Regions from separate parts of the Homo sapiens genome. Here region 1 is linked to region 2. Evidence: read pairs that join two places in POLR2A ChIA-PET (ENCODE). Cell type or tissue: A673. All regions are shown on one strand. Each heading gives the region's core, and the rest is flanking DNA. Links, peaks and the distances in the headings are about the cores only. Region 1 overlaps MAML2 (mastermind like transcriptional coactivator 2). Region 2 overlaps MAML2 (mastermind like transcriptional coactivator 2).

Evidence for each region. ChIA-PET counts read pairs that join two places held together with the same protein. Peaks named below come from ENCODE experiments on the same cell type or tissue, not always from the same donor. Only the 100,000 strongest peaks of a DNase experiment are listed, where the experiment ranks them.
Region 1: POLR2A ChIA-PET joins it to region 2 with 8 read pairs; 5 of 35 experiments call an interaction of 5 or more read pairs at or near these places.

What each region holds. Positions count from the first base shown.
Region 1 is chr11:96,263,461-96,278,649 of GRCh38, reverse strand. The region is part of intron 1 of MAML2 (mastermind like transcriptional coactivator 2); the gene reads left to right. Among named protein-coding and RNA genes, the nearest start is that of MIR1260B, 70 kb to the left of the region's middle. In A673, for the core only: no CTCF peak of the experiment used is centred there; a DNase peak (open chromatin) is centred at 5,519; H3K27ac peaks cover 509 bases.
Region 2 is chr11:96,134,028-96,149,216 of GRCh38, reverse strand. All of the region lies in intron 1 of MAML2 (mastermind like transcriptional coactivator 2), which reads left to right. Among named protein-coding and RNA genes, the nearest start is that of MIR1260B, 200 kb to the left of the region's middle. In A673, for the core only: no CTCF peak of the experiment used is centred there; a DNase peak (open chromatin) is centred at 5,876; H3K4me3 peaks cover 1,110 bases; H3K27ac peaks cover 1,098 bases.

The sequences.
Region 1 (15,189 bases), core at 3,972-7,971, 130 kb before region 2:
AAGTCCTATTCATCTTTCACTACTCAATGAGTCATAAGTAATCCCATTAGGAAAGCCTGTGTGATCTACCTCCTCCCTAATTTGCCAGCTTGAGTTTGCTTCACCCCTTCATAATACTCAGTCAATCATAATGTCTTATAATCCATCATAGCACCTCACACAATGAACTCCAATGTCTGGTTTGTTGGGATGTCCGCCTTACTACATTGTAAGCTTCTTAAGGGTAGAAACCAGTTCTGATAGGCTTAGGGCAGTGACCACCAACAGAAAAAGTACTTGGTAAATGTCTAACACAATCTGTTTTACTTTTTCCAGAGCACGAGGCATGCATGAAAGAGATTAATTTACTCCACATGGGAAGTTACTACCCAGGCTTACCAAAAGGTCAGGTTTATATAAAGTGGCGTTCCTTTTTTTCCCCCTTAGTAAGACATTAAAAAAAGAAACCACAATTGAAAAGCCAAGAGCTATCTGTGATACGGAATATGAACACAGAATCAGATTCTCATAGCAGCTAAGCTGTTCCCCAGGCAGTGGTTCTCAAGGTGTGCTTCCAAGAACAGCAGCAGCAGCGGCATCACACATGCAAATTACTGGACTCTGCCCCAGATCCACAGAATTGGAGACTGGGGATGGGGCTTAGCATTCTGTTTTAACAAGTCCTCCAGATGATTCTGTTGTGTATCTAGCTTGAGAATCACTGCCCTGGAGAATGGAAAAAAAAAAAAAAAAGTTCCCACAGAAGGGTTTTAGCAGTTCTAGAGCACCTACTATGTGCCAGGCCATTTATTTTGTTTACCTTATTAACTTTTTCAGGATACTAAATTAGTACTTCAGGATTTAATTCTTCTAAGATATCTTTTATTCCATTTTAAATTATTTTAGAAAGTTCTAATTTTTTTTTTTTTTTTTTTTTGAGGCAGAGTGTCTGTTGCCCAGGCTGGAGTGCAGTGGCATGATCTCGGCTCACTGCAACCACAAGCGATTCTCCTGCCTCAGCCTCCCAGATAGCTGGGATTACAGGCGCTTGCTACCACGCCCTGCTAATTTTTGTATTTTTAGCAGAGACGGTGTTTCACCATGTTGGCCAGGCTGGTCTCAAACTCCTGATCTCAGGTGATCCACCTGCCTCGGCCCTCCCAAAGAGCTGGGATTACAGGCGTGAGCCACCGCGCCTGGACAGTAAGTTCTAATATTTGATAGTAGAATACAGTGATTGTACTTAGCAACAATATTTTGTATATTTCAAAGTAATGGAAGAGAAGACATGAAGTGATACCCACAGATACAAATGGTAAATACTCGAGGTGACAGATACCCCAAATACCCTGACTTGATCATCTCTCATTCTGTGCGTGTAACAAACACTCATGCATCTCATAAAGATGTAAAATATTATGTATCAATAAAAGAAAAAAAAATCGAGATACAGAAGTCCTAAGTTTGCTATAGTTCCTGGCCTGGTAAAAATGGTGTATCCTCTACATGCCTTTTCTCAACACATTCCGTGGGTGACTCCTCTCTTTTTTATACTGAGTATGGCACTGAACTGACACTTTAAATATATTGCCTTGTATCATAAATATCTGAGCTTATCTTTCATGCTGTGAGTTTTTACAGAGCATGAATCCTGCTCTGTGTACAGAGGCCTGCCGCACTCGGCTTTAGATAGTACCTTGCACGTATGAGCTAAACACTTGATAAATATCAGTGGGATGAGTGCATAAATCTTACAATATTTATCATAGTACTATCCAGATTTAGGTTTCCTTTAGGTTTCCACTATAACTGCACAGAGCAAGGATTAAAAGCTTTTTTTTTTTTTTTTTTTTTGGGTCTGAGAAGCTATGGAGAGGAGGAAATGGGAGAAATAATTATGAAAATGGGGAGCTAACCACATTTTTTTCCTCTTCTGTTTTTTAGTAGCCTTTTCGCAAGCCACTTCGACCTGATTGGTGTTTTAAAGGCACAGACATTGCCATTTCAATGTGTGGATCCATTTAACTACGTGGATCCAAAAAGCTAGTTCTTATGCTCTGCCTCAATTATAAAATCTTCTTTGGCCTAAACTTGGCCTTGGAACTATGGTTGTCGGTACAGGCTGGCATGACCCTAAGGTGTCACTCTCAGCTTTTGAGGGTGCTCTGTTCAAAGACAGACAAGGACTTTTCTTTCCTTAAATGCGGTCCTCTGTGACTTTGCTGTTTTAGATTTTAGGATTAAGTTTAAAATGTGTTGGGCACTGACAAGGATAAGAAATTGTTCTTCCTGTCCTCTCTATAGGCAGAAAACCATCTTTTCCAAGAGAGAGAGATGGCAAGGGTGTAACAGCACAGTTCAGAGTTATCAGTCAGCAAGAGTGAATGTGCATAGCCTTCCTCTCAGTAAAGTGGATCCATTTGAAGGAGAAAAAGGAAACAAAAGTCTCTGACATTATATTATTCTGTCAGTTACTGCTTTCTCTAGAAGTAGAGAATGGACCAGGAAACCGGTAGCTGCTTTGATATTATTTTACCTTTTTCCTTTCTTGAGAATTATAGATTCTGTACCTGTTTTCATGGACATGAGATAGCAAAATCCCCTCAGGCACAAGCATGTGAGGGAAAACTGATTTCCCTGCTATCTTCCTGGCTAGAACATTCTTACTTAGCCTACTCACCATGCTAGACATTTTCCAGTCGTTCTAAAACCCTCTTGATGAAGGAATGTAAGTTCCTGGAGCTTGGAAGTAGGACCTTCTATGGGTTAAAATATTTAGCTCTTACCCATAGTGAAGAGCTAACGACATTGATGATATGGCTAATTATAATAGATATAATTAGGTAGGTAAGTTAAAACAGACATAGAGACCAGCTGAAGAGTCTTTATTTTTATTGATTTGTAGGATAAGGAAATATTTTTATATGTGCTATTATTTCTATGGTAGGAATGTTTAACTTAGGGAAAATTAATGGAAAAACAAAGCTTTCTACACTTCTCAAGTGTCCTGCTTCAGGCAGTTTTACCTACAACAGCACTGATGTTGAATTTCACTTTAAGTTGTCACATGGTCTGAGTTGTACAAAAAGAAAGAAAAATTCTGGCCGGGTGTGGTGGCTCATGCCTGTAATCCCAGCACTTTGGGAGGTCAAGGCGGGTGGATCACGAGGTCAGGAGACCAAGACCATCCTGGCTAACACGGCCATCTCTACTAAAAATACAAAAATTAGCTAGGCGTAGTGGCGGGTGCCTATAGTCCCAGCTACTCGGGAGGCTGAGGCAGAAGAATGGTGTGAACTCAGGAGGCAGAGCTTGCAGTGAGCAGAGATCACGCCACTGCACTCCAGCCTGGGTGACAGAGCGAGACTCTGTCTCAAAAAAAAAAAAAAAAAAAAAAAAAATTCCTTAGTGTTTGGATAAAGAAGAAAATGCAAAAGTTAGGATATGTTTAAGAACTCATTCATTAATTATATTTTTAGCCATTATTCTAAAGGGATCTGGGCACAAAGGTTATTCTCTGCAGCATTTTTATTATAGCAGAAAGGGGCAAGTAACCTAAATGTCCACCCATAGGGAATTTATTAAATATATTATGATACATCTATACAATGGAATATTATGCAGCCATTAAAATTGAGATACAATACATATACATTAACATGGAATTAGTGCAACAATAAATTAAGTGAATAAGTAGACTTTAAAATATGTATAAATGAGCCCATTTATGTGAAATTATACATATCTAATATGCACATATATACATTGAGATTCATGACAAGTTCATCAAACTATTTACAGTAGTGATCTCTAGGGTATTAGATTCAGGTGATATTTATTTTCTTCTTAGACCTTTTAGCAATATTTGAATATTTACAAAAAGAATGCATTTTTTTCCAAATTAAACATCTAATCCAGATATAAAAGAGTTAGACATATGAGCTATATAGCTCATGAGCAGCATCTGTTTCAACTTATGTTTTATTTTTCCAATGCAATTCCACATTGCTAGCCTTTTCATTAGTAATAGTTTAATTAATTAATAGGTTTAACTAAACCTATAATTAAACATTAATTAATACCTAATTTAATATTTCTGGTTTTTAAAGTTTTCATAATAGAAATAACTACATAATTCATAAGGAATAAGGACAAATAAAAGAAATACTCTAAAACTTTATAGTTAACAGAGAAACAAAAATACAACAACAGGAAAGCTATAGTAGAGAGAAAGAGACGTGTAAAGATGTCTATAAAGAAAAAGATGAGAAATCCTTTATAAAAGTAGGGGCCAGGTGCGGTGGCTCACGCCTGTATTCCCAGTACTTTGGAAGGCCGAGGTGGGCCGATCACAAGGTCAGGAGATCGAGACCATCCTGGCTAACACGTGAAACCCCGTCTCTACTAAAAATACAAAAAAATTAGCAGGGCGTGGTAGCGGGCTCCTGTGGTCCCAGCTAGCAGAAAGGCTCACGCAGGAAAATGGCGTGAACCCGCGAGGCGGAGCTTGCAGTGAGCCAAGATGGCGCCGCTGCACTCCAGCCTGAGCTACAGAGCGAGACTCCTTCTAAAAAAAAAAAAAAAAAAAAAAAAGGAAAAGGAAAAAGAAAAAGAAACAAGAAAAAGAACTAGGAATAAATGAAAATACCAAGAGAGACTGCAACTAAGAAAGGAGACAGGATAACAGGATGATACTATCTTATAATGAATGGGAATTACATGTTGTAAAAATGTAAAAATAAGGATTTGACCCCTGCAACAATCCAAAGAGTTTAGTAAATGAAAAGTTTTAAATCTCCATTTGATATATGAAAAATGAAGGCCTGGGAAAGGCAAGCATCTTGCCTTATATCACAAATTTGATATGGAGGCTGGCTATCTCCTTACTTGTTATATACCAGGCATCCTACAAATTGTCTTATTTAAATCTCAATAATTTAGGGAGTATCACCCCCATTTTGCAGATGAGAAAACTGAGTCCCACAGTCATAAAATAGCTTGCCCTAAGTCACATAACTACTACATAGACTAAACTGGACTCTAACTTAGGTCCCTTATTCATATTTCCGATGATGTTTGCTTTCTTTTTTCTTTTTAGCACTATGGAGAATAACTTGCAATAGAAAGAAAAAATATGAATAAGATAAACAAGGATAAGGATGAAAGCTACAAAAGAAGAAAAAAAGTTCCAAAATTAACAACCATTTGTTTAAACATATGACAGTAAATTACTTCATTTGCATGAAATTACTATTTTGGGGTAGCCTAATTTTTCCCAGGTCAAATATTGGTGAAGCCCAGTAAATTGTGTTCCTTTTAATCTAATTTGAACTTTAAAAAAAAATACGTTTCAAGAGATAAACTTTTTTTCCAAAAGTCATTTACAACTTTTATGGGGAAATAAGAAAGGCTGTGCAAGACAGACAAGATTATTGCCTTGATTTATAAACAGTACAGAATTCAGATTGTTTTCAATTGCTGTCAGAAGCAGTACCTTACTTTCAATGCAACTTGATGCCAGTTCTGATTGTGACTGTCCTCTTGTTTCCATGGTAACAAACTTTAATGTGATCAGCATTACGTAGGAACTTTTTGCATTGAAACAGGCAAGAAAAAAAAATTCTGATTCTCTGTGCCTGAAACACATATAGTAGGGGCTGAATAAATGTTTATGGAATGAAAAAGTAAAATAGAAATAGTCTCAGCCTTACAACTGCGTGCTAAACAGATGTGGTGCTAAAATTTGCATATGTAAACCTCTTCATGGGACAGAATAACCTTAAGTAAAACAGAAAGGTGTAGGGTGGTTTTTGCTTCACTTTAGACCCAGATTGTAGCACAAAGAGCACTAAGTCGAAGGCTTAAATAGCTTAATTGTACAGCAAGTTAGAAGTTAAAGGGTCAGAGTAATGTTAAGTAAATGAAACTGTTTTGGAGAAAACCTGTAATGCTGCATTCCAGGTCTCCAAAGGCACAGTGCCATTTTTGTGTGTGTTAAATCATTTTAAGGCCAAATACTGGTGTTTGCTGACTTCCAGAACTTCCTTATGTTTCCAGCCTTTGCAAAACAACATAGCCAAGTATATAGTATCTAAATCTGGTGGGCTGCTTCTGAGATTTTCTTGGAAGGTATTTAAATATATGTTGGTTTTTGTTTGTTTGTTTCCCACTCATAATATGTCCTGTTTTCTAAAAACTTTTTAGGTTCAGGCAGTTGACCATTTATGTGAAAAATGTCTGAAAAATTTGACCCTGATAAGGTGGATGCCTCTTGTGAGATCACAGAAGCCCTTAACCTGGAAGAGGCGTGTAAACCAAGAGGTTTCAATATATGTAACAATTGAAATTTAAGCATATTTAAATGTTATCTACTCAAATATTTATTGAGTCCTACTATATGCCAGGCACTGTAGTAGGCACATGTTGAGCAAACAAAAATTCCTGTTCTCATGGGGCTTACATTCTAGCAGAGAAAACACAACACAACACAAGTACAATGCATAGGATGTTGGATGGTGGCACGTGTTGTGGTATAAAATAAGTCAGAGAAAGGAGTCAGTTTTAAATAGGAAGGTTATAGAAGCCTCACTGAGAAGGTGGCATTTGAGCAAGGACCTGAAGGAGGTGTAGGATAGTACCAAGCAGACATCAGGGGAAAGAGCATTCTTAGGCAGGCTGAAGAAAAAGTGCAAACATTCTGAGACAGGAGTATCCCTGGAATGCTCTAGGAATAACAAGGTGGCCCATATGGTCAGAGCAGTAAGCGAAGGAGAGAGAAATGGGAATTGATATCAAAGAAGTAATGCGGTCTTGGAGGCAGGTTGCATACGGCCTTGTAGACCACTGAAAAGATTTCAGCTTTTGTTCTGAATTAGATGGGAAGTGTATTAGTCTGTTTTCATGCTGCTAATAAAGACATACCTGAGGCTGGGTAATTTATAAAGAGGTTTATTTGACTCACAGTTGAGCAGGGCTGAGGAGGCCTCAGGGAACTTACAATCATGGTGGGAGGGGAAGCAAACACATCTTTCTTCACATGGTGGCAGCAAGGAGAAGTGCAGAGCAAAGTGGGGGAAAAGCCCCTTATAAAACCACCAGATCTCATGAGAACTTGCTCACTATCATGAGAACAGCATGGAGGTAACTGCTCCCATGATTCAATTACTTCCCACTGGGTCCCTCCTATGACAAGTGAGGATTATGGGAACTACAATTCAAGATGAGATTTGGGTGGGGCCAAGCCAAACTATATCATTCCAGTCCTGGCCCCTCCCAAATCTCATGTCCTCACACTTCAAAACACAATCACACCCTTCCAACAGTCACCCAAAGTCTTAACTGGTTCCCACTCCTGGTACCAAAATCTGTGTTAGTCAGGGTTCTCTAAAGGGACAGAACTAATAGGATATATGTATACCTGAAGGGGAGTTTATTAGGAGAATTGACTCACAGGATCACAAGATGAAGTCCCACAAATAGGTTGCCTACAAGCTGAGGAGCAAGGAAGCCAGTCCAAGTCCCGAACCTCAAAGGTAAGGAAGCCAACAGTGAAGACTTCAGTCTGTGGCCAAAGGTGTGAGAGCCTCTGGCAAACCACTGGTGTAAGTCCAAGAGTCGAGAAGCTAAAGAATTTGGAGTCTGATGTTCGAGGGCAGGAAGCATCCAGCACAGGAGAAAGATGGAGGCCAGAAGACTCAGCAAGTCTGCTCTTTCCAACGTCTTCTGCCTGCTTTACTCTAGCCACACTGGCAGCTGATTAGATGGTACCTACCCACATTGAGGGTGGGTCTGCCTTTCCCGATCCACTGACTCAAATGTTAATCTCCTTTGGCAACACCCTCACAGACACCCAGGAACAATACTTTTGCATCTTTCAATCCAGTCAAATTAACAGTTAATGTTAACCATTACAGGAAGGTACTGGAGGGTTTTAAGCAGAGAAGTGGCATAATCTGACTTAGGTATTCAATGGATCATTCTCGCTGTTGTGTTTTTAAAAAGACAGGAGGAGGGAAATTTTAAGGAGATTATATAGGAAGCTATTGTATTAATAAGAAATGGTGGCTGGACATGGTGGCTCATGCCTGTAATCCCAGCACTTTTGGAGGCCAAGACAGGCGGATCACGAGGTCAGGAGTTCGAGACCAGCCTGACCAACATGGTGAAACCCCATATCTACTAAAAATACAAAAAAATAACCAGGTGTGGTGGCACCCGTCTGTAATCCCAGCTATTCGGGAGGCTGAGTCAGGACAATTGCTTGAACCCGGGAGGCAAAGGTTGCAGTGAGCCAAGATCGCACCACTACACTCCAGCCTGGGTGACAGAGCAAGACTCCATCTCAAAGAAAAGAAATGGTGGTATCTCAGAACAGACTGCTAGTGTCAGAAGTGGTATTTGTTGGATACTGGATATCTGGTAGAGACTCCAGCAATTTTAGTGGATAGGATGTAAGGTTTAAAAAAAGAGTAATCAACCTAGATGCCAAGTCTTTTTACTGGAGCAGCTACAAGGATGGGGTTGCTCTTTACTAAGGATAAGAAAACTGGGGAGGATTGAGTTTTGAGGAAAAGATCAAGAGCTCAGTTTTGGATGTCAAGTCTTAGCCATCTAAGGAGATATCATTTGTGTATATGACTGGAGTTCAGGGGAGATGTCTGGGTTAAAGACATACATTTGTCAGTCATCAGTGCTATGCTAATTTAAATATTTAAAGCCATGAGGTTTAACGAGAGGTTTCTGAGCTCTGGGGCTCCCAACGTTTAGAGGTCAAGGGGATAGAAACTCCCAGAGGGTACTAGAAGGAGTGGTAAGTGAGGAAGGAGAACAACCTGGAAGCCAAATGAAGAATGCACCTCAAGGCTGGGCATGGAGGCTCACACCTGTAAACCCAACACTTTGGGAGGCCAAGGCATGTAGATCGCTTGACGTCAGGAGTTTGAGGTCAGCCTGGCCAACATGGTGAAACCCCATCTCTATAAAAAATACAAAACTTAGCTGAGTATAGTGGCATGGACCTGTAATCCCAGCTACTCAGGAGGCTGAGGCATAGAATCACTTGAACCCAGGAGGCAGAGGTTGCGGTGAGCTGAGATTGTGCCACTGCACTCTGGGCTGGGCAACAGAGCAAGACATTTCCCCCCAAAATAAAAAGAATGTACCTCAAAAAATAAAGCAAAAAGAGGTTTTTAATGGATTATATATATACTTACTAGGACATGCCAAAGTGAGTGGAAGGAAACAGAAGGAAATAGCCTTGGTCCCTTCAGTAACAACCATGTTAATACCTTCTCAGGAACATAACATACAATAGCTATTTAGGCTGAATGGAGAGCTGAAGCATAAACCTACAATGATGATTCATGTGACTTTCTACCATAGAAATCTCACCAGATTCACAGAACCATAGACACTTTGGAAAAGAGCTAAGAGGAAACCTAGTTCAATCCCTTACCTGATGCAGTATGCCCACCATGAAGTCATCCGTCTTAATCATCTTCAATAACAGGCAACTTGAAATTTCTCAAAAGTCTGTGCATATTTGATTCCCTCTAGCAGTTCCAATAAAAATAACCAAGTCATTTCCATGGTATATGAATGAAGTGGATTATGATGCCAACATTATATTGTTTCATAACTTTCTGAGTATGTTTCTCAGTTTTAGAGATTTATTCTAATCCAAATATGCATTTATTCGAGCAATTTAGTGTTTGCTTGATGTATATACTGTATTAATCTCTTCTCTTGCTGCCAATAAAGACATACTTAAGACTGGGTAATTTATAAAGGAAAGAGTTTTAATTGACTCACAGTTCTGCATAGTGAGGGAGGCCTTACAGTTATGGCAGAAGGCAAATGAGGAGCAAAGTCACATCTTACATGGCGGCAGACAACAGATCGTGTGCAGGGGAACTCCCCTTTATAAAACCATCAGATCTCGTGAGACTTATTAACTATCACGAGAACAGCATGGGAAAGACTCACCCCTATGATTCAATTACCTCCCACTGGGTCCCTCCCATGACAGATAGGAATTAGGGGAACTACAATTCAAGATGCAATTTGGGTGGGGACACAGCCAAACCATATCATATACCAATTTTCCTTGTAAGTAGGGTTTTTGATTTTTCAAATGTTTGTTCCTTGGAAGCCACATAGGTAGGAAAAATATTTACTTACTTTTTTGCTTTGAGACAGGGTCTCCCTCTCTCACCAGGCTGGAGTGGTGTGATCATAACTCACTGTAACCTCAAACTCCTGGGCTCAAGCCATCCTCTCACTTCAGCCTCTGGAGTAGCTAGGACTACAGGAGTACACCACCATACCTGGCTAATTTTGAAATTTTTATTTTATTTTTTGTCAAGACCAGGGTCTTGCTATGTTGCCCAGGCTGCTCTCGAACTCCTGGACTCAAGTGACTCTCCCTCCTCAGCCTTCCAAAGTGCTGGGATTACAGGTATGAGTCAGTGCACCCAGCCTACTTTTTAAGATGTATGCTTAAAGATGCTATGGTAGAAAGGGAAATACAAAGTTAAATAAAGATATCCAAATACCATTATAGCATCAAACTTCATAATAAAATGAAATCATAGAGAGCAGAGATGGCATCCTTCTGGTTCTGAATGTATGTACCTGTCAACAAAAGAAAGCCATCTCCATGTTTCCAGAGTCATGATGAAATCACATTTCAAATTGTTTCAACAGGTGCCTTATGTCAAATGCCTCTTCCTATAAAAGAAACTGCTGAGTTGTTCTAAACAGTGCATGAAAATAGCAAGTGGGCTGAGTGAGCAATCACAGTGAGGTCCTGAGAGGTGTAAAAAACCCCAGATTCAGATTCAGCTTCCTCCAGAGAGTGGGGTTACCTCCCACCATGCTTGAGGGACAGCCCTCCCATAATTAGACTCTACTCACAGTCTCAGCCTGAAGTGTGACTAGCTGAAACTAGTGACTGGAGGAATTGAGCCCCTGTAGGGAGGTCAGAACAGGTAGCACTTTCCTTCTCTTGCTCCCTGCCAATGGTTACCCCTACATAGAATTTTTATTCCTACCTCTGGGCAGCACCAGCCCGTTAATAATGAACCTAGAATGTGAAGTGAAAATCAGCACCATGTGCGGTAAGCATTAGGTAATTACATTTCACTTGTTTAATTAAGTTTCACTTTCTGGTTGCCTTGAGGGAACTGTAGGAAAGGATTTTGATTTTGTTTTTGTTTTTGTTTTTCCTGATGCTTTTTTTCTTTTTTCCCCTAGCTAGAAGCTGAATAATTCCACACAGTGTTGAAATGGATATGCTGTGTTTGTGTTGGCCGAATTAAGCATCTATAATCATGTATTTCCTCTCTTTTGTCTATTTGTGTCACAGTCTTAATATGTGGGATAGAAATTTTGTTTAGTGGAGACATAATTTTTTGATTGTCTTAGGGCTTATTTAAACCAGCTCATCTCCATTATAATGTGTTTCTGTACTTTACTCATCAGCTTGGCACTGACTCCACTATTGTTTTCTTCAAATACTGTGTATTTTCCCTGAAAGTCCAAGTAGCTGACAATTTTGCTACCTCTGCAAGGAAATCTGCTTTATTTTCTCCTAGGTTTTACACATATATAAAACTATACATTAGGGACATACTGTTCCTCAGCAGGCTACATGGCCTTTCATTCACTCTCTTAAAAATATCTGTGGACCTATTATGTGAAATAATGTATGATTTGCTCAATGGGAGATTTACTTCTCAATAACGTTATGTTTTATTAAGCCTCACGTATTTCTAAATTTATATACCTTGAATAATAATTCCATCACAGAAGGGGCTCATTATTAACCACATTTCCATGTGTGATATTCACCGAGGCATGTCCCTGGAAACATACCTAACCACATAAGAGTAAAAGCCTGTCATAGCACAGGAAGCCTAGAATAAGTACATCCTACCATTTAAGCACCTAGGTCTTAATATGTCAGTTCATAATTAGATTCTACCTTTGTGGTCAGTATTTGAAATTGAGATATAGTTAATCAGTTAGAGAGGTAGTCAATTTCACTTTGTCAGTGAAGCTCAGAATCGCACCAATATGTTGTTTTTCTTTTTTTTTTTTTGAGACGGAGTCTCACTCTGTTGCCCAGGGTGGAGTGCAGTGGTGCCATCTCGGCTCACTGCAAGCTCCGCCTCCTGGGTTCATGTCATTCTCCTGCCTCAGCCTCCCGAGTAGCTGGGACTACAGGTGCCCACCACCACGCCCAGCTAATTTTTTTGTATTTTTAGTAGAGATGGGGTTTTACCGTGTTAGCCAGGATGGTCTCAATCTCCTGACCTCGTGATCTGTCCACCTCGACCTCCCGAAGTGCTGGGATTACAGGTGTGAGCCACCACGCCTGGCCAATATGTTGTTTTTCAAAGACTGCCGTCCTCATACAGACCAGCTTGGTACTGACAGAGGAGGTGAAATGGGAAAAGTTCCTTTGTCCCCCTCGCAGGGTGTACGATGGGGAAGTGGCTCGTTTCTTCAGTGCCCTGCTGCTCAGGCCTCTAAGGGAGCATACATACGGGCAGGCTGTGGGGCTCCAACACCAGGGCAGTGTCTAGGGGTGAATGTTTACAGCTTTTGAAGCCCCAGTAGGCATGTGTTACAGGGTGCTCTTTTAGTGTAGCCATCCAAAGGCAGCTTGTGTTAACTAGCTTAATTACACCCTCTACCTTGTGGCAAAGACAGAGGGCTTTCTGTATCCTGGGGTGCTTGCTTTGGTGTAGTGGAAGAATCAGATCACACGTGGGCTTGGAGAATGAGTGCAAGGTTTTATTGAGTGGAAGAAGCTCTCAGCAGATGGGGGAGCCATAAGGGAGATGATTTTCCCCATAAGTTGGGCCGCTTGGGGGCCGAGCGCTCCTCCAACTGCCCCAGCCAAACTCTGTGTTGTTTTGCCCGTCAGTGGCCTGCTGGTGCCTGCTGGTGAGTTCCACTCAACGTCTAGCCGCTTGTGTGTTCCTCTGCCAATGTGCTCCTCTCCACGTCCAGCTGCTTCTGTCTCTGCCTTGCTAGGGTCTCGGGTTTTTATAGGCACAGGATGGGGGCCTGGGTGGTCTTGGGAAATGTAGCATTTGGGCAGGAAAACAAAAATGCCTGTCCTCACCTAGGTCCGTGGGGGTGGAGTCCTAACCTGGGACCATGCCTTCCTCTACCCAGCACTTCCCTTCCCCTCTTCCATATCATTTCTGCTGAGCTGTCTTTCACCAGTGGTTGTGTTCCTTCTCTTTTGAACAGGACTTTCTCTGTGCAGACTTCTGTACTGTTCAGTTACATCATAAGCCATATTCTAGTTATTCACTTGAAAGTTTACACAACCTGCAAGAGTAATTCATGGGGAAAATAACTCTGTTGTTTTTCCATCACATTTTCTGCCTCTGCCAACTCTCCCCTCGTCCTCCCCGCGCTAAAGCCAGCCACTTTTCTGTCCATTTTCACAGGCAGAAATGCTTTGCATCGTGCCTGCTTGTACTGGCAATTGCTTGGGCCTCTTCTGTAGCTTGTCCTCTAGCTGTCTCTACCACATTCCTAATGAAAGTCAGCTGACACTATGTATTTGTGTACAAAGAATAAATAACATGGTTTAGTTATGTAACAATTTGAAATGCCTTGATTTCTTTAGGTTAATGTTAACAGCCTCAGTATTGGTAATTCCTGACCGTCTGCTAACTTTTGAAAGCCAGAAGGTCTTGCTCTTCAAACTCTTCTCCTCACAGGATGTAGTGGGCTTATAGCTGAAGAAAGGCATATCTAGGGTATTAAATGTGTTCTTGCAAAACTAAATAAGTACCCTATGCCGAAATAAGATATGCTGTGTGGTAACTAGTTTTTAGAGTATTTGAAGCAATGATTTGTACTCCTTTCAACGTTTTCATTTCAGGAGCATTTTAAGAAGTGGTTTGGGGTCATGACTCCTACTTCAATACAGTAGTTAGTACAATTTGTAATGCTTAATTTGTGGACCCTCCGTTATTAGCTTAGAAGACATAACTTGAAACCAGTACGGTAGAGTGGATGAGGAGACATTCCAAGATGGTTAAGATAAAGCTAAGGAAAATGGAAATGCCTTGCCCAGCGTGACTAAGAGGGTCAGGAATAGAACCTGACTCCTAATAGAACACATTTTTGAGTGAGTGGCACAAAACAGGACATGTTAACAATCAGAACTCAAGTCCAGCCGTAAAACATATTTGTATACACTGTTGCATATTGTGTTCAAATGGGTTATTTTTGCCTCAATCTGTTCCAATGCACATTCCTGCCAGAGGTAGGTATTGGTTTGGAGATAATTTTTTCTCCAGCAGCATGCAAAAGTCAGGGTTTCCAGATACTAAACTGAATGGGGGTCTGGGCCTTATAAAAAACGAACACATGGATGGGTTCCATACTTTGTAACTAATTTGGCAGCAGCTGACATCTTAGTTTGTGAGGGGGCTTTACAAAAGTTACGGACCTGTAACCTCTGCATTGGGCTAGGCTCCCCCAGTTAGGTTACTTGGGGATGAATAGTTGCTGAGATAATTGTGGGTAAATGTAGAACAATAGCCCAAACAAGAGACACTCTGGCACTCTAGTCCATACTTGGCTTTTAGGCTCTAAAGAAGTGATCTGGGTCTTTTTTGAATTATAACTATAACCAACATTTATTTCAGAGTGATTTCTACATATTTCCTTAATTTTCCCTCACCAAATCCCCCTAAGGAGGTCTGTTAATACACTAATGCTATAGATCTTTTATAAGGGCACAGACAGGCCCAGGAAGATGGTGACATGCACAAGGCTACACAAATAATAAATAAGGATTGGGAAACATACATTTGGGTCTCTTGACTCCAATTTGGTTGCTCTTTTAATGATACCAACCACTTTGACCATTCAAAGGGGTCATTGTGGTCCCACCAGCCCCCCTCCATACCTGCTGAGCCCAAGTACAGACTCAAAAGGAATTTCCCTTGTGGCTAGAGGATGTACTGTATAAAAGATCAGGATCCCATTTCACCTTTCCTTTCTTTCAGAACTATCTTAGCTTTACCTTTGGATAAATGTATGTCATTAGTGGGAGATCATCTGCCTCTTAAATTCTTATCTTTCACAATGGACACCAGACTTCCTTTTAAGGTGCTATGTGTGACTCATCAGTAGTTTAAAATTTTGTAAGATACATGAACATTTTCTGATTGAGAA
Region 2 (15,189 bases), core at 5,804-9,803:
TGGTCTCAAACTCCTGACCTTGTGATCTGCCCACCTCGGCCTCCCAAAGTTCTGAGATTACAGGTGTGAGCCACCACACCTGGCCTACTTTTCAATTTTGAAGAGCTTCTGTGATACCGTGGATGAGGCACATGACTGGGTTGCATGTCACAGTGGAAGGCAATGTTCGTCACAGAGGGCTACTGGAACCTTTAAGAGGGAGATCCTAAAGTGACGAGGTTTAAGATGCCGCCTTAAGCAATAGGGCTATATGTGAGGTCAGGATTCAGAAATCAATTTCACATCCATGCTAACTGGGCCTGTTTTACGCCTTTCTAGCTTCCTGCCTGGGCAGAATCCATTCGTCAAAATGTAGATGGACTTAAAGCTTTGTCTCAACTCCTCTGTCCTTTGGTTTCCAAACCACTTTATGAGATCATCTAATCAGCTCACACATGTGCTGTCTGTCTTTCTCATACACACACACTACTTCTTCCTGCCTTCTCCTATCAGGTAGTGTGCGTGCTTATGTGTGTGTGTGTGTGTGTGTGTGTGTGTGTGTGTGTGTGTGTGTGTGTATTTTTCAGAATTTTCAGACTTTTCAGGCCAGAAGGACATTTCCCCACTTCATATTGATCCCCAACATTTCAGGGAAAGCAATGCATTAAATAAAATAATGTTCAGCTTCAGGCGGGTAGGCACCCTGCAAATCATAGTGTAGACAGGCACCTACCAGGCCTCCAGAAAGAATGACCACACCTAGGCTTTTTTTTTTTTCATGTTACCCAAAGCAGCATTTTAACAGACTTCTATTGTGTTTTCTCCATTCAGTTCACTTAGAGGGTGACATTTTGCCCTCAAATTCATATGTATAGTTGCTCTAAGAGACTTTCAGAGCTGCATGCCTGACAAAATCAGACCTTCTGTTTTATCTGAAACAACCCCCCAAAGAAAATCATTGAATCTGAATGAACAGAACAATTCTTTATGTCCACGGGAGACAGGCAGACAAAACCCAATAAAAATGAAGAAAGAAAGAGACATGGCAATGATTTGTTTTTCATAATTACTTATTCAGAGTAGAAAGGAGCAGGGGAAGAGGGTTCCTTTTAACATGTCCCGACGTGACAGATGAGGTGTGCTCGTCGTGTATACGCAGGAGAGATGAATGCACCACAGTCTTGTTAAAGGAGATGCTTCTCATTGGACAGAGATATATTTCTATCTGGAATGCTGGAGATAAACACCCAGCATTTTACTCCTCATTTTCATTATGCCTAAAGCCCCTGACTGTTCTTTCAGAGTGGCAGGTGATGTGACTAGCATGCATCAGACCATTCTTTTCTATGTCCTGTGGCAAAAACAATCCCCCTTTTAAGACACAACACAGGGGTACCCCAAGTGCATACTTTGCTCCGAACAATACCCCTACAATGTGCATGTGATAGATTCGGAAATCATACTGGAGTGTAAAAAACTACATCATCTCTAAATTCATTTTCCTTTCCTTATAACCAGTTTACTTTGGTGCAAAATTTGCCCAAGAAGGGTTTTAGCCAGAAATCAATGGAGAGAAAGAAAAAAGGAAAGTTTTAGTTAAATTGTCTTTGTTTCTTCACCTACGTGGAAAAGGTAAAGAAACTTTTTCTACTTAAAGCACATAGCCTTTGCTCATGGAAGAGTCGAATCCAAAAGTTTCTGACTTGAACTATAAAAGCCATAAATCAGATCTACGATTTAAAAAAATATAAACTAACACTATAATTTTTCATGTATCTGATTAAGGGAGGGTTTAATGCATTCATGAATCATTTCCTAAGACTGTTATGAATTCAAGGATAAAGGATGAAAAAAATGATAAGTGCAGGAAGTATAAAAATAAGGGTTATGCTATAAACTTTTATGTATCCATATTACAGTCATGTAGGGACCTAGATTGTATCTAAAGCCATGTAAATATATAAGTTAAAACTTGGGGATTTGTGGGTAGCTGGGAGATTATAGTCCACATCACTCATCTTATAGAAAAGGAAGTATTGAGGAAAAAAGTTTAGCTGTATAGCATATATAGTATTATTTCTTCAGTCATGCATATAATTACTTATTACAAATTTTCTTGCACCTACAATGAGCCAGATACTAAGTACACTACAATGAGTTTGACACTAACTCATAAGTGGGTATTCTATAAATGGTTTCTTAATAAATGAAGGATAGAACATGATCTCACTCTGGGGTAGCTGAAAGGTTGAACTCAAGTCTCATGATCCCCAGGAGATCACATGGCCTTTCATTTTCAGCAAAGAGTGTGCCAAAACAGGTTGGTCTGGCACCATTTTTCTCAGAGCTTCTGCATTAAAAAAGGCTGTCAACTGCCTCTTTTCACTTTTAAAGAATCTCAACAAAAATAAGTAACCAACAGCATTTTCAACATCAAACTACTTCTCTCTTACAAACCCAAATGAACAACTGTCAATAGATGAGGAATCCTCAAGTTTGGATGACACAATCCTGCCTCACTGCTGTATTCAGAGTCCATGTTGTAGGATGAGGAGTGTAGAAAACCCTGATGCTGCCATTTACTGAGTACCTATCTCATGGCAAGTATTTGAGGTCCTTTACACAGAGATTTCATCTAATCCTCAAAGTAAACTATGATATGGTGTGATCAGCTCACACAGTTGAAGATGCTGAAGGTCAAAAATGTTAGACAACAGACTCATAACAGCTGGCAGGTGATATATCTTAGATTTGGACTCAGCCCTTTCTGACTCTGAGTCCCATGGTTTGTCCCCTGTCCTGCCTCCCCGATTCACTGCTAATAGCAATATTGTATACAATTCTTAAAAATCATTTCAACTATGAGCAAGTAGTGAGTACATATAGCCAGACTGGCCCTGAGCATGGTTTCTCATTTTCTCTTGTCAAAACCTACCAGATCTCATGGCCTGCTCAAGGATCCCAAGAGATGGAATTCCTTATAAGAAACCTATCTGGTTTCCTTCAAATAGTTAAGCTCCTGCTACCAATAATATTATAAAAATTATATCCTGAGGGTGCTCTTATGTAAGATACCATGCTACCACAATGATATGGATATATAAACCTTTTCCCTCACTTTGTGGTTATAGGAGTAGATTGAAAATCATCCATATTTTATGTGATCATACTGCATGTCACAATGTTTGTGTGTGGCACACACACGTGTAAGTATACAATTTTTTTTTTTGAGACGGAGTCTTGCTCTGTCACCCAGGCTGGAGTGAGGTGGCATGATCTTGGTTCACTGCAACCTCCGCCTCCCAGGTTCAAGCAATTCTCCTGCCTCAGCCTCCCTAGTAGCTGGGATTACAGGCACCCACCACCATGCCCGGCTAATTTTTTGTATTTTTAGTAGAGACGGGGTTTCGCCATGTTGGCCAGGCTGGTCTCGAACTCCTGACCTCAGGTGATCCGCCTGCCTTGGCCTCCCAAAGTACTGGGATTACAAGCATGAGCCACCACGCCCGAACAAGTATACAATTTTTAAAAGCCCTCACACATCATGATTTTATCAGGACAGTCCCTTTAATAACTTAGGAAACTGTTAGAGGATTTATTTTAACACAACAAGTAACAGGTTACACAGCTAATAAGTGAAAGAGACAGGACCAGAACCCACACGTCTTAACACCTAGACAAATATTTCTTCCACTGTGCCAGGCAGTTGAAAATTCCCAGCCTTATCATGTGCTCTTCATCTTTTCCCTAAAAATTCACAAGGCAGCATGATGTTATCTGACTTATCACTCACTGTAAATATTTTAGCATTTAAATGAGGAGGCAGAGTAAAGAGAAAAATGTTTCTGTAGAGATTTTTGCAGAGATAGAGAGTTCTTGGTCTCCATCCAAGGATCTTGAGCGTTTAATGAGACTACTGTCCACGAGTTGGTACAGGGTTTAGCAATATCATGGTAGCTATTTGGCGGCTCATGGTCTTCCTCAAGGTCTCCAAAGGGAAAACAGGAAGCAAGGCTTAGTTCTAACAGAAGCTGGACTCTGGTCTTAGCCCTAAATAAAGCATGCCACCTCTCTGAGCTTCAGTTTCACTATTTTTAAAATGAAGGTAATAATTCCTGTTTGCCCAACCCACAGACTTGTTTTTGAGAGTCCAGTGAGGTAATGCATGTGAAACTTCCTTGAAAACCATTAGTATTAAATGCCATACAAATGTAGGGATTATTATTAATATTATTAATGGATCACAAAGATTCCATAGCACTGAGAAAATGATGAAATGAAAATAATCCAATGCATTGGAAGTTGATCAGGGCAGCCTTCACTCCAAATTACCTTTGACTTGTCCCCTGTCACTCCCTAGAATCTAAAATGAGGAAAGTCATTTCTCTTCCACGGGATTTGTATAAGAGTGAAACAAAATGTCTGTGAAATACCTAGAGTAGTACTTGGTATATATCTGGCCTCTTTTCTAAAACTTCCCGAGATGAAACCCTATCTCTCATCAGATAGCCTGCCAGATGATCTAACACAGGATAGCAAGTATTCTTATTATTTGTTACTGTTTCTATTATTCTCAATTTAAACCACTTCCTATAATTTCACAGTAAAAACAGAGCCATTCATCAGATAATAAGCCCAGTGGTCTCTCTCTTCTAATCTTCTAAGGTCAGCTACATGGAGGGGAAGGGGGCAGGTAGCACAAATATCTGAGGAATTATATAGGGATTGAGGGCCCTAAATCCATGAAAAAGAGCTGATTAATTCCTCTACATATGGTTGAACAGAACCCACTTCTACCACTTACTCTATTCGTCCCAACCTGCCTCCCTCTTCTCCCCTCATTCTTGGCTTACTGGAAGATTTAACCATAGCTAAGCATGCTAGTCAGCAATGGATTATAGACACTGAGTTTCTTTCTCAATAAGCATTCTTAACTACATTATAAAAATTCTTCTCTAGATGTACGTATTTGTTTAAAGTCCTTTGAGACTCTAATTAATGTTACTCAGCATCTTCCCAGCAATGTGATCCCAGTTGCTAATTGTTTTACCTGGTTAGTAAAAGGTCTTATCAGTTAGGCTGCAGAATTGAGACGAGAACTCCCAGCTCTGAATAAAAAGCCCAAGCTCATTTCTTTATGTCATACTTCCAGCCATGAAATTATTAGACTCCTATAAACTCATCATTTCAATTGCTGTCCTGTTCCTTCATTCTCTACCAGACCTCCCAAGCAAGAACTCCAGGATGATACTTAGTGCAATTGTGCTAACATCTTCAAACACTGCAGTGAGGTGTTTGAAATAAAATGTGTAATTATGGTAGTGGAAAGCTACATCTGATTCCAAACAAACCTCACGTTCCCCCAGCTATAATTAGAGAGCAAGGTTCGCGGCACAGATTTTCCCATGAAATCCAGTTCAAGTAAGGCTTCTGTTCTTTCAGAGGGGCTCCTGGAGGTGGAGATTGTGATTAAATGGTTTGACATTGGTCCCCCTTCCACATTCTAAAGAGATTGTCTATTATCATTCTTGGAGTCTAAAAGCACAAAATATGTGCAAGGAATTAATGTTGTTTGGAGTTTTGGATAATAATCTTCCAATTTATTTGTCTCTGAACAGGGACAAATTAGAACAGGGAAGGAAAGTTACAGACACACACCCACAGAAACCCACGGACCAAAGTGTGCAGAAGTAAAAAACCGCCTCTTAAATGTCTCCAGAGAAATTTATGGAAATCGGAAATCCCTGCAGCTTCGGATAAAACTAGACATTGTTTTGAATAATCTCACAGGCCCCTGCAACTTAAAATCCATAATAATAGGAGCAAGAGCGACATGACCGAGGGCTCAAAGATTTTCCTGTTTCCTATTAATATTTGAGGACTGTCCATCTGAATCTTCTCAAAAGCATAGATTTCTTGACTGCCCTTGGAGGACTTTTGTAATTAGGCATATTTAAGCTGTACCATGTTATACTGCTACAGGAAGAATCCCATTTGTCAGCAGTTTTAAACTTTGCCAAATAAAGGCTTATTGGCAAACGGCAGTGAACACTCTGATAATGACCCAACTTTAGAAAACACACACCCTGCTGTGTTGTATTCAAGCCACAGTTCTGTTGAAATAAAAAAGAGAGACAATGCCTGCTTTCAGACACTAGAGATCCTTTGTATTCCAATAAAAGTCTAAATTAATGTTTTAAAAGGTTATTGCTATTTTTTCCCATTTAGCTGGCATCAGTTGTAAGTCTTATTTAGACAAGGTCCTACGTTATTTTACTATTTCTTTTTGCACAAAAGCTAGTATTTGATTGTGTTAGATCATCAGCTTCTGGTTTTCATTAGACAAACCTGAAATACCCTATTATTAAGATTAAACAAAAAAATAGTTGTTTTCTTATTCTGAAACCTATTATTTTGAGGCTGCTCTGACCAGAGGAAGAGAAATCAGTTTTGCAAAACCTGATGGAGAGATACGTCAAGAGGAGAAGCAATAACCTCATCAATGCTGCATTTAGGTTGCTTTTGTAAATGAGATCCCTTCCTGGATCTGACAATGGGAAGGAAGGATAATTTCGTTCTTTGGCATTGGCAATACTTTCTTTAGTATAAAAGGACTTTCAAAGTGCAAAATATAGGGCAAAGAATACTGTTTGCCTATGTAATGTCAGCAAACTGGTGAGGTGCTGCAGAGAATCTGCAATAACATCGTACTGGAACCTGAGGGTTATGAGATCTTAGATCTCCATGTCATTTACGCTTACCATGGTATTTTCTCAATGTTAACTCTCAGAATAAGCCCTTAGCAAGTGGTGGGTATTTTTCCAGTCATACCAGTTTAACAGGGAAAAAGAGAGTCAGAGTAACATTCACAAATCAAGATTTCCCTAATTCTTCCATCATTCAGATGGGAACTCTAGCCCCTTCAGATTTCTCCCAAATAGATGAGAAATTTTCTAGGGGCACCTCATATGGACTCTTCCTCCTGAATTATTCTTACTGGTCCTTTGGGTTTCAACATAGAAGTCATTTCTTCAGAAAACCTACTCTACCAAACTGAAGAGGGGTTAGGTGCCCCTCATATGTGCTTGCAAATTATTATAGCTCTATCCATACAATATTGTGATTGTCTCTGGTCTTGTTGCTTTCCTGCACTAGATTGTGAGCACCATGACATTAGGGATCATATCTTTTCATTGTACTGTTAGCTACACATAACAGACTGCATGCTATACGTTGGTAAATGTTAATTAAATGAATATCTTCTCAGGCTAGCTTTTTTGATCGCCCCAACGCCTTGGCTAGTTTTCTCTCATCCTGCCTCAGATTGCTGTGGTGATGCGTCCCGCTAGCACCTGCAGAGACAGCCCTGTTGGTAATGTTGGCCACAGTGCCAGCTCTGCTGCCAGTGCCCATCGATGTGGACATGGAGGCGGTCCTAGCTTCAAGCTGACGGTGCTCCCCTGCTGATACAGAAACTCCTGATTCCAAAGCTACATTATTTTGTTTGTTTTATGCCCTGTGTCTTTGTATCACCACCCCCATTGCTAAGGCCTGGTCCTTATGTGTGGAGAAGGAAGGCAATCGGAGGGAGGAGGTCTTCTGTGCTCAGAATCACCCCTTTTTCTATGATAGTGCCTCAAACTCATTTACCTTGGCTCTCATCCCTGAGGATGAGTTTTTTCTTGCGATACTCTTTGGTTCCTCATTTAAATGGACCCTGGTGGGATTTCTCTTCTCCATCTGACAGACCTAAATATGCCCTGTTCTCAGGGTAAGCACAACTGGGGCTCTAGCTGGGGCCTCTTACGTAGTATAAAGATAAAGAACTATCTGTGCATAGGGAATCTTTTGCTCCTTTGTATTTCAGGGGAGATGTCAAGGGTCCTGGTAGGGTTTCCAGGTAAAATACAAGATATTTAATTAAATTTAAATATTAAAATACAAGATACTTAATTAAAATTAAATATCTGGTAAACAGCAAATAATGTTTTGTTTTGTTTTCCAGTATGTCTCAAATGTTGCATGGGACATATTTGTACTAAAAATGTGCTGCACTCCAGCCTAAAAGTAAGCACCTCACCAGAAGGATGTCATGTCATCCTTCTTCCCCCATATACCTAGGCTTATCTTAAGCCTTTGAGTATTGGATAACTAACAATAAAGATATGGTCAACAGTATGGTAAAGACAGGCCAAATATTACATGAGACATACTTATGCTAAGAAATGACTTGTTTGTCTGAAATTCAAATTTAACTAGGCATCCTATATGTTTACTTATTACATCTGGCCAACCTAGTCCTGAGTCAAAAGCAGCAAATAAAGCCATTTGAAAGACAGAGACAGTGATGTTCCTGTGTGTCCCTAAAATGACAGCTCCTAGCATGGCCCGTGATGGAATAAATGGAGCCAGTCAAGTGTATTTGACCTCCTTAGCCCATAGGCTTACCCTAATCCAGACTGGTGGGCTCTAGAGGGAGGAAGAGCCGCCTGACCCTCAAGTTCTAGACTCTGGAGGTATCTGTCATGTAGATCTGGAGTGGTGGAAGGTCCTTTGGGAACTACTGAACGATGGAGAGAGTGACGTCTAGGGGCAACACTGCTACCTCTGGCAGCACTGCTCCAGGCTATATCAACTGGAGCTGAGAAGTGCCTCTGCATGTAAGAGCTCTGGTATAAAGTCAGCAAAATTTAGAGAGTAGCTTCTTATGGTTTGCTCAAAGAAACTCCAAGATCTTGTCTTCTGCTGGCCATTCATCAAAATTGGCTTAGATTCATCTCAGCCTGTTCATGTTGGGCAGAAGGGCTGTGCCTTAGCCCAAAACTACATACCTCACCAGAGGCAATAACAGTGGTTTTAATGCTGTCTTTTCTTTCTCATCTATCTGGGCTGATTTTTAGCTTTTGAGGATCAAAGAACTAACAAGAAAAATATAACTTGTCAACAGTATGGTGAAGTCAGGCCAAAGCAAGAAGGTGAAAATGAATTGATATTAGCAGGGTAAGCAATTAATTTTCTTCCTTTAGTCCTGGCTTTTGTGCTTGCCACAAGTCTAATGGAGTACCAGATGAACCATGCCAATGCCTGGGCACTAATAACAAAACAAAAGCTGATAAAGATGGATAAAATCATCTATGGAGGCAGGAAGCAATTAACCACATAAAGAAAGTGAAACATCATCAATGATAAGCCTCAGCAGCAATTTACTTGGGTTTGAGAACTTTTCGTTCTGATGGTTTTCAATAAGTTTTCCTCATTTTCTGCAGCTTCCTTAATTCAATAGATTTTTTTAAAGATAGAATTATGCAGTCATTACTACCCACATACCCAGGCCTTCATTGCATCACGGAGAGTAGATGTGGGTGGAAAGAGTGGGAATAGGCAACAGAGACGGAAATTTCAAAGGCCCTTAATGTTTGCCTTTGCTTGAGTATTTTGTATTATTTTGGTCTTTGCCATCATCTGGTATTGCCCTGAGCTTCTGCACTGTCTTTATGAAAAACACTGAAAAACAACAGTTGTTGCTGACCAAAATGATTATGAGTAGGTAAAGGGGAGAGGTAGCCCCAGAGGTCAGATTTCCTGCTGTCAAATCACCTTTCTCTAGGGATCAAAAAATTATTGTGATTCTTGGTAAAGAATTTAACATGGTTGGGGATTTCTTATTCTCTCTTAAATATATCAAAAAAAAAAAAGGAACTGTTATATATCAAGTATTTGATATGATAATTGTTGGATACCACTGTCTTTTTTTTTTTTTTAAGACAGAGTCTCGCTCTGTCGCCCAGGCTGGAGTGCAGTGGTGGGATCTCAGCTCAGTGCAAGCTCTGCCTCCCAGGTTCACGCCATTCTCCTGCCTCAGCCTCCCCAGTAGCTGGGGCTACAGGCGCCCGCCACCACGCCCGGCTAATTTTTTGTATTTTTAGTAGAGACAGGGTTACACTGTGTTAGCCAGGATGGTCTCGATCTCCTGACCTCGTGATCTGCCCGCCTCGGCCTCCCACAGTGCTGGGATTACAGGTGTGAGCCACCACTGTCTTTTTTCAGTGGTGAGTGATAGGCCTAATGTATCTGATCGCTGTACAAAGTTGTATTAGGAAAGCTGATTTGGTTTGTGGAACATTACCAATATATATATGGAAAAAGGTTTTATTACCACATGGTTCTGGCATATCTTCCTTGTAAGGTATTGTAAGTATCAAATGACAAGGGAGTTCTGGAATTTACTACATGAGAAAGTATAACTAGTGACTTTTCATATTTTTGGAAGACTAAAGAAAAATTAAATTTTAGAATGGGTTGTGAAATCTCTTTCTTACCAGCATTTTATGGTAGAAGACAAGCATCTGCCCTCAAGTTTTAGAAAACTGGTCTATATAAAAGTAAGGGACTCAGCCAGATAAATCAAGCACCCTAGGACAATACAAAGTTGTCAGGAGGATTCCCAGGTTCTGGGGATCATAGAAACTCACCGATCTCTACCTGGAAAGCTTTTTGGGGCCTTCCTGGACTATGTCTCGGAGGTGCTTCCTGCTCAGGCATTTCCAAGTGAGGATGCATTATCAAACCCAGTCCCTGGTGGTTTACCCGGCAATCATTATTCACCAACCCCCCCATCTTTCTTACCCTCTCTGAATGCTGGCTGACCACTTGGGGGTAAGGAAAACAGGAAGAGTGCAATAAGATCGCCCATTAGCAGCCATTAGGAGTTCAACATTCATATCTCAGCAGTCACTGGAATAGATTTTTCATAAATTTCCTGAGCACCCTTGTGGAACACAATATAAGAGGCAGCCATTTTGCTCCCTCTTTTACAGATGGCATAAATAACTTCCTTTGGCCACAAAGCTTCAGAGTTAGGAGCTATACAAAGATCTCCTAGGCAAGGGGCAGTAATATGAGCTCAGGTGGCGGTCAGGTGGCTGTCTGGAAATCAGTACTTGAAGAGGGAGACAAAGGAATAGCTTTCAGGGATTCAGCCAACAAACACAGGTATCAGCATGGACGACAGGAAAGTATATTTTTCTTCATTTTTTGGCATTCCACCTTGCTTCATGTCACCATTTTTGGGTGTTCAAATCTTTGATTACAAAAGGAGGATCTTGAGGTATACAAAAAACCGGAATCCTGTGTTCTTATTAGCCTAAATATGTGAAGGACTTCTTTTGGCCCTAATAACGCCAAGTTAGCTAACATTTACCACAGTCATTTTTTAATCATTTGGTTCAAAATAGGAATGACAGAGGCCAAAAAGCCTACCAGTTATAAAGACATTGTTCTTGATGGATACAGGAATATTGTGGGGAAAAGGATGGAAAGGGGGAATTATTTCACTGAAAGAGACTACCCTTTCATATAATTAGCACATAAAAAAGATTGTTAAAAAATAACAGTCTTAGGAACCAAGTATTAAAGATCAATATATTTAATAATTTTCAGGTTTAATGCAATTATAAAATTCTAATTTTCTAATAATAATATTCATTATCCAAGTGATTAATATTAACCATAAACACCCACAGTTTCTTCTGTCTCCCCTGCCCACCGTCTTTCAGACACACTCACACAGTGTATGTGTAGTATATTAAAATGGAGACTGAATGGTCAATGAGTTTGTGGACAATACCATACTTGTTATTCTTTTTCCATCTGAAAGGCAAGAAACAAAGGAATTCCAAAGCTTAGATCATGTGAGGAAACTCTTTCTGGCTCCCAGTACATGTGTTGTCCAGTTCTTAAAATGCACAGGCTAAAGCAAACTTAAACTCTTATTCAAAGTCTTTGTTGAAGAGACAAAGGAATTGGGTTTTCCCTAAAGATTTTTCTAAACTAGTCAGATTTGCTTCTTTTGATCCAGGCGTGTAAGAGACAGTAAGAGAAATTTAGTCTTGGGAATCACTATTTTAAACAAAGGCCAAAAACAGTGGTGTCTATTTTTAAAGCCTCCTCATTTCTCCCCAGAACCAAGTGCAAGGTAATTTGAATTCGGTTTCCAGTCAATATGGTTAACCTGATTTCACTCTACAATTTAGCAGTCTGTTCTTTATACTTGATTTCTATGATATTAAGTGCATGCAACATTTCCTTCCCTTTTAACCCGGTTTCCACTTACAGTTTTCTGTGTATTTGAGATCTGTTTGGTGGCCTGCCTGAACTCATGGAAAATTGACGACACTGAAAGAGAATTGTTGTAGTTAAGCTTCCCTGATGGCATTTTTTAAAAAACAACAGTGGAAAAAAATAACAAGGCACTAGTCAGATGTGATTTTTGGCAGATACTTCACTCAAAGTGCTCAGGGCATCCCCAGAAATTATAACCCCTCAAAGATGTTCAGGGTACAGTAAATAAAGCAAGATACAATTATTTTAATGTTCATCCTATTGATTCAGTTCTCTTCTCTGCAAGGTCTTAGTAACAGGGATTTTGATCTAAGTGAAAGGTCAGCTTTGAAGTAAGTGTAAAGTTATTTACAGGAAATGAAGCAAAAAGTGGGCTTTCATGCATTTTGAAATTTCTTTATTATTGAGGAGAAAATGAACTGTGTCATCAGCTGAAAGAAAAACAGATGCCTAACTTCTCATATTAAAGTTAAATAAATACCTACCATACTAGAAGTATGCTATTAGCTCTGAAATTTGAAATTCACCATGGTCTGTTTTCCCCAACTTTGGATGTGAAAGCAGGAAATAAACAACTGTGAATTAAGGCTCTAAGTAACTATGTAGCAGTTGTAGTTTGGGGGGTGGGGGAAGACTGCCAACATGAGATAATCATGGTGGGGTTTTCTTTCCAATATGGGATGCTAAATAGACATTTGTGATAACTACATAATCAACAACATCTTTAAATATTTAATTTCTTGTCAGTTGTTATCTTAATTGACTTCAACTCATATGTATGTATGTGTGTATGTATTACATATATACATATAACTACATCTGTCAGAGGGAAGTGGCAAATTGAAGCAATTATGCGGCTCATTCTGCAAAGAAAAAAAAGGAAGAGGAGAAAACTGATGGTAAGTGGGAAAAGTTTAGATAATTGTGACTTACTGTATAGATTTATATTTAGATATAACCTGGACTTCTTCAAATAATTTATGTCTACCTATAGTCTTGGATTTCTTCATACTCTAGATCAAAACGTTGATTCCTAGATGTGTTTACATATCACGTATAATTGAGTTCACTGGCACCTCAGTGCAGGTCGGCTTGGTGCCATGCTGGTTTTCACTTAATGGGATTAGTTACTAAAGTTTAGTTCAAAATTAATTCATTTCAACAAAAATCTATTAAGTATCTACTGTGTCCCAAGCTCTTAGCTGGGTGCAAGGAGTCCACAGTTAATTTCAATATAATTTTTTTTTTTTTTTTTGAGATGGTGTCTCACTCTGTTGCCCAGGCTGGAGTGTAGTGGCATGATCTTGGCTCACTGCAACCTCCACCTCCCAGGTTCAGAGATGTATGTCACTATTAGGAATTAAGAATGCAGCCTTGAGCAGCGAGCCAGAAGAATCACTCCTCTAAAGATAGGAAAAAAATGCCAATTTTTAGGAAATAAAGCTACACAAATTGTAAGAAAAAGCTGACCTTTACTGTAAGTAATTATTCAGTTTTGTTTCATTCAGTTATCTATTTCCAGCACAAAAATACTATAAAATCATTACCACGGTTTAAAAAAAAAAAAAAAAAGCCTTGGATTGGGACCTCTCTTCTGCCACCTACTAGCTGAGTGAACTTTAAAAACTTAACATCTCTAAGTATCAGCTTCTTCCTCTGTAAAAGTGTAATAATAAGAAGAAATATCAGGCCTAACTGATAGGCCTGGTGTGAGGATGAAATGAGATAATGTATTGTCTTAGTCCGTTTTGTGTTGCTATAACAGAATACCTGAGACTGGGTAATTTATTAAGAATGAAGATTTATTTCTCACAGTTTTGGAGACTGGGAAGTCCAAGGGGCTGGCATCTTGTAAGGTGCCATCTTGCTGTGTCATACCGTGGTAGAAGATGGAAAGGCAAGAGATAAAGGGGGAACAGAGACAAAGTTATTATTTTATTAGGAACCCACGCCCATGATAACTAACTCACTCTCACAATAACAGCATTAACTCATTCATGAGGACTGTGCCTAATCACCTCTTAATGGTTTCACCTCTCAACACTTGCTTTGGGGATTAAGTTTCCAACACATGAACTTTGTGGGGCACATTCAAACCATAGCATGTTGCTAGTGCAATACCAGGCATTGGGTAAATGCTCAATATGTGTCCACTGTTATTATCATCCCTACTTCTGCTATAGCTGGGCAATCTAATGAACTGCAGAAGCTCTGGATGTAATGCCCTACACATGCCTGCAACTCGACTTTTAGAAGGAGAGTTTGGTTTATTCTCCTAATACATGATAGAGTAGCAAATGAGGAAATAGCAGTCAGTGGTATTTATGACTTTCCATGGTAACCATTTCTGTTTACCCCTCTTAGCTTGAGGAAATAAAAGCAATACTGGCTGGATTAGTTGAAACATGCCACTTACTTTTTACCACAATGTGGTAAGTAAAAGTAGAGAATATTATTATAAAATTTCTATGTATCAAGTAGCTGGACATGTTGAATAGAATTTGAAGGAAAGAAGTATAGACTAATTTACATACAGCAAAACTTCTTTGACTCTTTTTATTTCAGTATAGTATTTGAACAAGAGTTTGACTGCCTTCAAATATATGGGAAGCATGATCTTCTAAACAAATAAATAATCCCAGAATCCTGAAGTACTCACTAATGTTGTATAAGGAGGAAAGCACTAGAATCAGAGACATTTGATATCTTGCCTTAATTCATTAAAAATGCATCAAAAATGTATTATGTGCAAGGACTATTCCAGGCATTGGGGTACAATGAGGAATAAAGCAGGTGTGGTGCCTGCTTACCTGGAACTTTAGTAGTGGTGAGTAACACAATAGGTGAGAAACACAGTAAACAAGTAAACAAAGTAGTTTGTATTTATTTTGTAATAAGGACTTTAAAGGAAAAAATAGAGTCCTGTGTCCTGCCACTTAGCTGTATAATCTTCAGTAAGTCATATTCAGAGACTAATAGAATGTAAAGAAGTCTTAGAGAACCATTACAAAGACCTTATGAGCTATAAAGCACTAAACAACTACAAAGAATAATTGTCAGCAATGTCTAATTATAAACTGTTCTTTCTTT